Linked DNA regions of Homo sapiens: region 2 is linked to region 1. Evidence: chromatin contacts called from ENCODE POLR2A ChIA-PET data. All regions are on one chromosome and are shown on one strand. The core of a region is the stretch at or near the end of the contact, and the rest is flanking DNA. Distances in the headings are between cores, read along the strand shown. Region 1 holds the start of DORIP1 (dopamine receptor interacting protein 1). Region 2 holds the start of LINC02307 (long intergenic non-protein coding RNA 2307).

Region 1 (4,201 bases), core at 1,263-3,762:
TGGTTAGGCATATTCCTAATGTAAACCTCCTCATCTTTCCAAAATACAGGCTGTGCTTGCTTCATTTTCTTGTTAATATGGGTGATTCCACTTAAGAAACTAATATAATGGGATCCTTAATTGGGGGTACAGAATAATAGCCATTACATAATCTTTATATTAACTATACTACATATTTTATTTGTTGTAGAGAAAAACTATGTAAAAAAAAAAACTCCTGTTGCTATATAGACTAAGACTAATTCTGACATTTAGCTTTGAAAGACAGCATGAGGAGTAATCATGAAAATCAATCTTAAGTGAATAGTAGCATAGCTAATATTGCTAATCACTTTGGGATTTTTATTTGCAACTGAGAATTGTGCTATTGTGCAATTTAGATATACTATAATTTTTAACTACAGAGGCTATACTATGAAGATCTGATTCAGAACTTGATAAATATCCTGATTATTCCCTATGCATGTTTTCAGAATGAAGCAAAGCATCCTCCCTTTTCAAACTGGCACTCTTCCCCAACCTTGAGGACCACTAGGCACTTTGTTTTTAAAGCCACAGTAAGTATTTTAATAAATATGTTGTGTTATATGTATGTTATATAGCGCACATACTTTTGAAAGAATGAGTTCTTTTTACAATTGTATTGAAAAAACTCCTTCACTTTACTTGGGACAAGCAAATAAACTAACAACATCATATTGTTTTCCGAGGTTACTTTTATGGAGAAGTATTGTTATGAAAAAAGGGAGGCATCTGAGGAGTGGAAACAGAGAAATGAGTGACTGAGATCAGTGTCTTATTTTGACCATCTTTTCCAAGTGCTGCATCCTCCCAAACACAACATGAACTCAACACTTAATAAAGCTGCAGTCCTACGTGTTTTATTTGTGTAAGAAACTAAGTCCAAAACATTCTGCAACGCGAGTAAAAATTCACTTCTGCAATATATTAAACACACATGAACACAGTGTTTTCAGTTTGAAGCAAGATACTGTGGACTCTAAAATATCCAGTAACTATATTTAGTATGAAGAGTGGATGTTTATATCTAGTTGGCCAACACATTGATTCTAGTCATCCACTTAGGAAGAAGAGGGTGTGGCAAATCTGCAGCCTAGGAAAACACAAACTCAGTTTCTTCGTAATAGATACTGATTCGTTTTGTTTACAAAGATTTTAAAAAACAGTTATGCATTCAAATACTTTAAAAACGAAAATAACTTTATGGTTTGATTTATTTCCGTTGAATTTTAAAGAACTTTGTAGCAAGGTTTAAGATTGCTTAAAGAGCCTGAGTTCGGATTCCTAAAATAGTGCATTGGGAAGGAAGCATAAATCTCTAGGATATTTTCTTCACATTATCTTCAGACATGACCAAATGAAGTGTAACTACCCTTACACTCTAAGAGAATTAAACTATAATGACATATGTGGCATGAAACTTTAGTCTTTCTCTGGAAAAAACGGGAGGAGGGAAGGTTTGGAAGAACTAGAGGATACTAGTTTCATCATGAATTTGGTGATTTGTTCCAAAGTAAATTGCAATAAAAATGAGGGGTGGGGAAAAATGATGGAAAGATAGCTGTGAAGAGCTTTACTTAAAATTGTCTTAGCTGTTTAGCTAGGAACTGTAATTAGAAGGACTGGAGGATGTATTCCGCTGGCTTTATTCTCCAGGCTCTACGGGCCCTCCAATTTGAATAAACCTGGAAAACTCTCCTGACCTCTATTTCTTTGACAAAACATCTTTCTTTCGTGGTGACTTCCAAGGGAGGAAATTGGTACCCCAAGCTAGCCGTGAGGACCCCACCACATGCCCAAGGCATTGAACGCCAGACTCCCTAAGGACTCAGGGATTCTAAAAGTCCCCTCTCAAATCAGCGCCTAAAATACGCCTGTACAGCCACGCGCTACCGCTCCCAGCAGCGCGGGACTTCGGGACAGGGACAAGGCGGACGCTAGGCGTGCGCCCCCGGGGAGCCCCCACGTTCCGGCCACGCCCACCCTGGCCCTGGGCAGCCGCGCCCGGGAGGCCTGGCACCGAGGCGGGCGGGTCCCCGAGTTAGGGGCCCGCGAGTCGGCTGGGCGCCCCCGCCTCTGCCCGGGCAGTGCCCCGCCGAGTGCTCAGAACTGCGGACAAATAGGCTGGAGGGCCGGGCCGCGGAAGGCGTTCCCACACCGGCCAGTCTCCGTCCACCAGGAAGCAAACTCCTCGTACCTCCCTGGGGACCGAAAACTGCCGGTGCCGCCGCACCCGTCGCCGCCGCCGCCTGCTCATGGAGAGCCCGGGCTGCCGCCGCCGCCGCCGCCGCCGCTGCCTCATCTATGAGTACCGCCGGCTGTCTCGGCCTCCCCCGGCGTGAGTTCTGGGCTCTGGCATGGCCTCCATGGCAGCCGCCGCGGCGGGAGCCACAGCAGCTCCAGCGCCCAGGCCCAATCTCACTGGACCCACGGAGCCAGGACAGTGGGACACGTCGCTTCTTATTACGGAGGAAGATTCGGCACGACCTCCGCCCCCCTCCCCCCAACCCCCCCGTTTTCAGCCGCCTGACAGCGCAGCTGCGCAGGCGCGAAGACGCCCCAGCCTAATGTGCGTGTGTCGGCTGTGTATACAGCATCCAGATTCGCCCAATGGGAACCAGGATCAGGTGTGGGGGGCGGGACCTCGCAGAGAGGGGCGGGGTTCCACTGGTAGAAGGTGGGTGGGGAAGCCGGAAGTGGGCAGAGTTTGCACGGAGGCGGAGCTTTATTGGCAAACCTGATTGGCTTTTTGAGGTTTGTACCATTTTAGGACTTGATTTTAGTTTGCTTCTGGGTCTTGTTTTCTCAAATTCTTAACCTAGAAAGAAAGCTTTGTTTTCTCAGTAAATTACGGTTTTTTAAGCGTTTAAGTATTTACTTAGAAAACAGTTGAATTGATCTGTTAAATGCCAGCTTTAGTGTTCAAGTTAATTATTGGCCAATATACTGTAACTTACAGTGGAAGTTAACCCCATTTTGAAAAATTAGATTGTTTTAATTCCATTGTGAAGTTGAAAAAATTGGGTTTTGGAGATAATAAGGTCCCACACAGCAAGTGACGGAGCTGGAAATTACAGTTAGGACAACTTAATGCTAGTTTGTGGGCTCAACCACTATTTCTGTTTATTAGGGCCGAGTTTTTGTATCTCCCGTAAAGAAGCAAGGCCCTGTATGGCTCTGCATCTGGAGAACACAGGCCACCCTGCAAAAACTACCTCTCCTTGCAAGTAGGCATGGAGATCTGGTTGAGATTTTCCCCATCCAGCCTTTCAACAAATAATGAGGGTCTGGAAAGTTAGCTCTAACGTTCAGAACACGTGAGGGCTAATGAGAGAGCTCAAGGCTATCCTAGTAAATCAGTGTGGTTTTCCGTCACAGGCTGAGCCTGGGAGAGGCTGGATGCCTTCTTGACCGGTGTGATGGTCGGCCAAAGCTATGGAGGGGAACTTCCTCATGGATCTCTCTAAAAAAGTCTAGAAATGGAAGAGAGACTTCCATTTCTTGAGTTTTGGCTCTGCCCAAAAAAGAATAATTAATAGCTCTGGCAAAGCCTGCTCTTTTTAGTTTCCTGTTTTTTCTTATTTCTTATGGTATTTTATAGATGAGGAAACTGAGGCTCTTAGAGATAAACTAGTGTGTTGGAAAACTTGCAAAAAGTTCACTCTCAATATTAATCCTCTCCTACAGGTAGAAAAGCCCTTTAAAAATGTTTGTAAATGTGGATTATGTGTTTAATTATAAATCTCTCACAAGACATGGAGTTCATTTTATACTGATTAGGTCATTCTCTTCCTGAAAACAGCCATAGTATGGTGGATGACACCATTTCTGGAGAATAGTATTGAGATTGCTCATTAAACTCTGCCGAGTCTCAGCTAGATGGAGGAAGCATGGATTCCTTGAATACTTGGATAACTCACAAACATCACTGAGGCCTTTAACTGAAATTTCCATTCTGCATCTTTTCCACCGTCTTCAAAATCTGACATCTGAGTTGTAGGGTTTTTTTAGATATATTTACTGAAGTATAATTGGCATAGAATATATAGAGCATACTTAAAGTGTATAATTTTTATCAGTTTTGACATATGTATAACCCCTTAAACCATCACTGTGATCAAATGAGTATGCCCATCACACTTAAGTTTCTGCTTACCTACCGCCCCCCAACTCTGCCTTT
Region 2 (4,201 bases), core at 957-3,456, 510 kb after region 1:
TCTGTAAAGCTTTAATTGTGAAAAAGGGTTTGTGGGGCTAGTCTTGGGCTGTGGCCAATCTGGTGTGCCAATTAATGCTTTCTTATTTGAAAAGTAATACATGTGTGTAGAAATAAGAATGTAAACGACCAAAATGGCATAAAATAAGAATGTTAAATTATTTAATAAAAAGTTAAAGTATTTTTAGATTCCTTACTTTCTCTCACCATCAGTCCCTTCCTCAGAAGTAGCAACTTATGGTATTTTAAGTTCTTTTGGTGGTTATGTCTATAACACTAAATAATATAGTTACACTTTATTTCTTGATTGTCAATTTAAGCAGTATTTACAGATTTTCTAAAATTGATAATGAAGGGGGCTCACTTACTCTTTTAACATTTCATTCTTTCAATCTCTCTCTCTCTCTCTCCCATTTTTATTAGTTATTATATTTTAATTCTTTTATTGATAAGCTGCAAATTCAGCTTCAAATATAGAGTAGAATTTTATTATTGGCATTAAAATCTTTATTTAAAAGAGCAGGCTGGATGCCCTGGTCCACACTTGTAATCCTAGCACTTTAGGAAGTCAAGGCCAGAGGATTCCTTGAGACTAGGAGTTCAAGACCAGCCTGGGCAACATAGCAAGAGCCCATCTCTACATTAAAAAAAAAAAAGAAAAAGAAAAACAGTAGTACTTAACACATATATTTTAAAATATATAACTGAATTATTTCAGTTAACAGAATAATTGATATCTTCTTATAGATTTCTGAGAGGAGTTTTGAAAGTCAGTGATTTTTATGTGAGGTGTATTTCAAGAACTCATTTTTTTCTTTGACTGCCTTTCTCTGATCTTTTTTTTAATCTAAAATTTTGATTTTGCATGTAACAGGGCTGGAGTTTCTTACTATGCAATACAGTCTACACCATTCTTCTGTTAATTGAGCTCATTTTCATCAAAGTTTTGGCCTATTCTTCAAAGAGCTTAGTTTAGTGGAGATCTCTAAGGCTTGAGAAAATGACATTTCTTCCATACATGTACTGTCTCCTGCAGCTTGTTTTTCTTGTATACTTACCTTCTGTCTTGTAACACTGTCTCCTTTTATTTATTTATTTTCACTTTTTTTTTGGTTTTTACTCCTCCTATTGATGTTTTGCTTTCTATTCTATGTTATGGGGCAATAATATTTTATTTTTTCTTATAGTATTGGCATCCTAGCAGAGATATAACAGGAAAATCAGAAAAAGAGAAATTTCTTTCATGGCAGTTCTTTTTCTATATTAGATTTCTCCCCTAAACCCAGAAAATTTGTTTTTTCTTTAAAAACTATTGGCTGCCTATTCCTTTGATTATATATTGGCCTCAAGACTTTCACATTTGAGTCCTTTAGTTCTCTCTGTGTGTTGCATATGAGTAGATGTGATATGCCAGAGCTTCTGAAGCAGAAGCTTTAAAAGGCAGCACACGTTTTTGGCCAGCTCTCTCACTCTTCCCTGTGGCATATCTAAAAGAGGAGCTAGTCCTGCTTTGATTCAGGAATTAGAAGTCCCATCTAGCAGAACCACAACCAATTCATAATTTAGGGGCAATGTGAGTGAAAAATAATTTTATAAGCCACTGGGATTTGGGGGTTGTTGCTTGTTACTTCAGCAAAGCTGATTAATATATGGGTCATATTTAAGCCTCAACCTTTGAAATATCTGGGCAAGGAGGAGCTACTCAGAATTTGAAATCACATGTTATTGAAAAAAGATGTCCAATTATCACATAAGTTTCTCAGCTGGTCTCTTTGAATACCTGAGTAAGAAGCAAAAAGCTGAAAAGATATCCCTCCTAAAATGATTCATCACATTAAATCTTTCTGATGTAAATTGTGAACTTATCCATAAATAATTTTCACTGTGTATAATAATCTGATATTCTTCATTGTAAGGTATAATTCTCTATGGTATTTTCTTGATGTGGGAGGCAGATCCTTCCAATTTCAGTTATTGATTTTATAATCTGGAACTGGAACTGACCAATAATAAAAGAAAATTCTGCTCCCACTGAGACAGCCTGGTGGGAAGGGGGTCCCTGGAGAGACACCAACCAGCCTGCCCACTGGGGTGGTGCCTTGGGAAGTTCAAGACATTTGCAGCAGGGAGGAGCCTGGCGCCTCCTCTTCCTGTGTGAACCTAGGATTTGAATGCGGGCAGGAAGTGCTTTAGCAGGAACTCTGGCCTAGCAAGAGTCCCTGTTTCCCCTTTTTCTTCCTTTTCATCCAATAAAGCTCTGTCTCACTCACCATTCAAATTGTTTATGAGCCTGAATTTTCGTGGCCATGGTGTGTCCGGAATTGGTGGGTTCTTGGTCTCGCTGACTTCAAGAATGAAGCCGCGGACCCTTGCGGTGAGTGTTATAGCTCTTAAGGTGGCGCGTCTGGAGTTTGTTCCTTCTGATGTTCCGATGTGTTCGGAGTTTCTTCCTTCTGGTGGGTTCGTGGTTCTCGCTGGCTCAGGAGTGAAGCTGCAGACCTTCACGGTGAGTGTTACAGCTCTTAAGGCGGCGCGTCTGGAGTTGTTCGTTCCTCCCGGTGGGCTCGTGGTCTCGCTGGCTCAGGAGTGAAGCTGCAGACTTTTGCGGTGAGTGTTACAGCTCATAAAAGCAGTGTGGACCCAAAGAGTGAAAGAACAAAGCTTCCACAATGTGGAAGGGGACCCGAGGGGGTTGCCACTGCTGGCTAGGGCAGCCTGCTTTTATTCTCTTATCTGGCCCCACCCAGGTCCTGCTGATTGGTAGAGCCGAGTGGTCTGTTTTGACAGGGCGCTGGTTGATGCGTTTATAATCCCTGAGCTAGACACAAAGGTTTTCCACCTCCCCACCAGATTAGTTAGATACAGAGTATGAGGCAAAGGTTCTCCAAGGCCCCACCAGAGTAGCTAGAAACAGTGTCCACTGGTGCACTCACAAACCCTGAGCTAGACACAGGGTGCTGATTGGTGTGTTTACAAACCTTGAGCTAGAGACAGAGTGCCGATTGGTGTATTTACAATCCCTGAGCTAGACATAAAGGTTCTCCAAGGCCCCCACCAGACTCAGGAGGCCGGCTGGCTTCACCCAGTGGATCCCCAACCGGGGCGCAGGTGGAGCTGCCTGCCAGTCCCACGCAGTGAGCCCGCACTCCTCAGCCCTTGGGTGGTCAATGGGACTGGGCGCCGTGGAGCAGGGGGTGGCGTTCGTCGAGGAGGCTTGGGCGGCACAGGAGCCCACGGAGGGGGTGGAAGGCTCAGGCATGGCGGGCTGCAGGTCCCAAGCCCTGCCTCACGGGAAGGCAGCTAAGGCCTGGCGAGAAATCGAGCGCAGCGCCGGTGGGCTGGCACTGCTGGGGAACCCAGTACACCCTCTGCAGCCGCTGGCCGGGGTGCTAAGCCCCTCATTGCCCAGGGCCGGCAGGGCCTGCCAGCTGCTCCGAGTGCAGGGCCCGCCAAGCCCACGCCCACCCGGAACTCCAGCTGACCCGCAAGCGCCGCACGCAGCCCCGGTTCCCGCTGGCGCCTCTCCCTGCACACCTCCCTGCAAGCTGGGGGAGTGGGCTCCGGCCTTGGACAGCCCAGAAAGGGGCTCCCACAGTGCAGCGGTGGGCTGAAGGGCTCCTCAAGTGCCGCCAAAGTGGGAGCCCAGGCAGAGGAGGCGCTGAGAGCAAGCGAGGGCTGTGAGGACTGCCAGCACGCTGTCACCTCTCAGTGGGACAAAGAACCCCGTCTTTAACTCAACTAAGGAAAAGTCCTCAACATTTTTGGTGCGCAACGTGGGGGCTCGAGAAGTGGTGAGTGAGATGCAAACCAACAATTCTTTTTCCCTCTCCCTTCTGAGCCTTTTCATCCTTATGGTCTTTTCCTTCCTTTTTCGGGCTGCACTGGCAAGCAGCAGCTCCTCACGGCTCTCCCCTCCATGCCGGGGCTGGGATACATGGCCCAAGGATCTGGCACAGCAGGCTGGCAGTCCCAGCCACCTGCTTTTGCAGGAGCCTTCCCCTTCCCCTGCCAAGCGGTTTTACTCCACTGGGCAGTAATTGAACTAGTCTCCCTGGTGAAGGAACCACTTGCATAAGAGTAAGAGGTTCTTCTCTAGGCATTTTTAAACTGTTTTTTTCCTTTCCTCTTCTCCACCCCATCAGCAGTTTTTAAGCAAGTTTTGTTTTTTTCCTTTTAGAAGATGTTTTGCTATGCCAGGCCCC

Evidence for each region. ChIA-PET counts read pairs that join two places held with the same protein, here RNA polymerase II (POLR2A).
Region 2: POLR2A ChIA-PET joins it to region 1 with 10 read pairs in Panc1. The contact joins the promoter of LINC02307 here to the promoter of DORIP1 in region 1. POLR2A ChIA-PET finds 5 or more read pairs at or near these places in 2 of 52 experiments (Panc1 and WTC11).

The regions. Positions count from the first base shown.
Region 1 is chr14:44,895,586-44,899,786 of GRCh38, reverse strand. DORIP1 (dopamine receptor interacting protein 1) reads right to left here and starts at 2,512. Exons shown (of 5, transcript NM_001017923.2): 1 at 2,219-2,512. It overlaps LOC101927418 (a long non-coding RNA gene), which reads left to right. Exons shown (of 3, transcript NR_110050.1): 2 at 474-557; 3 at 711-879. RefSeq lists silencers at 1,858-2,177, 2,198-2,327 and enhancers at 1,694-2,193, 2,818-2,867.
Region 2 is chr14:44,384,066-44,388,266 of GRCh38, reverse strand. LINC02307 (long intergenic non-protein coding RNA 2307) reads left to right here and starts at 2,206. Exons shown (of 4, transcript NR_187192.1): 1 at 2,206-2,373.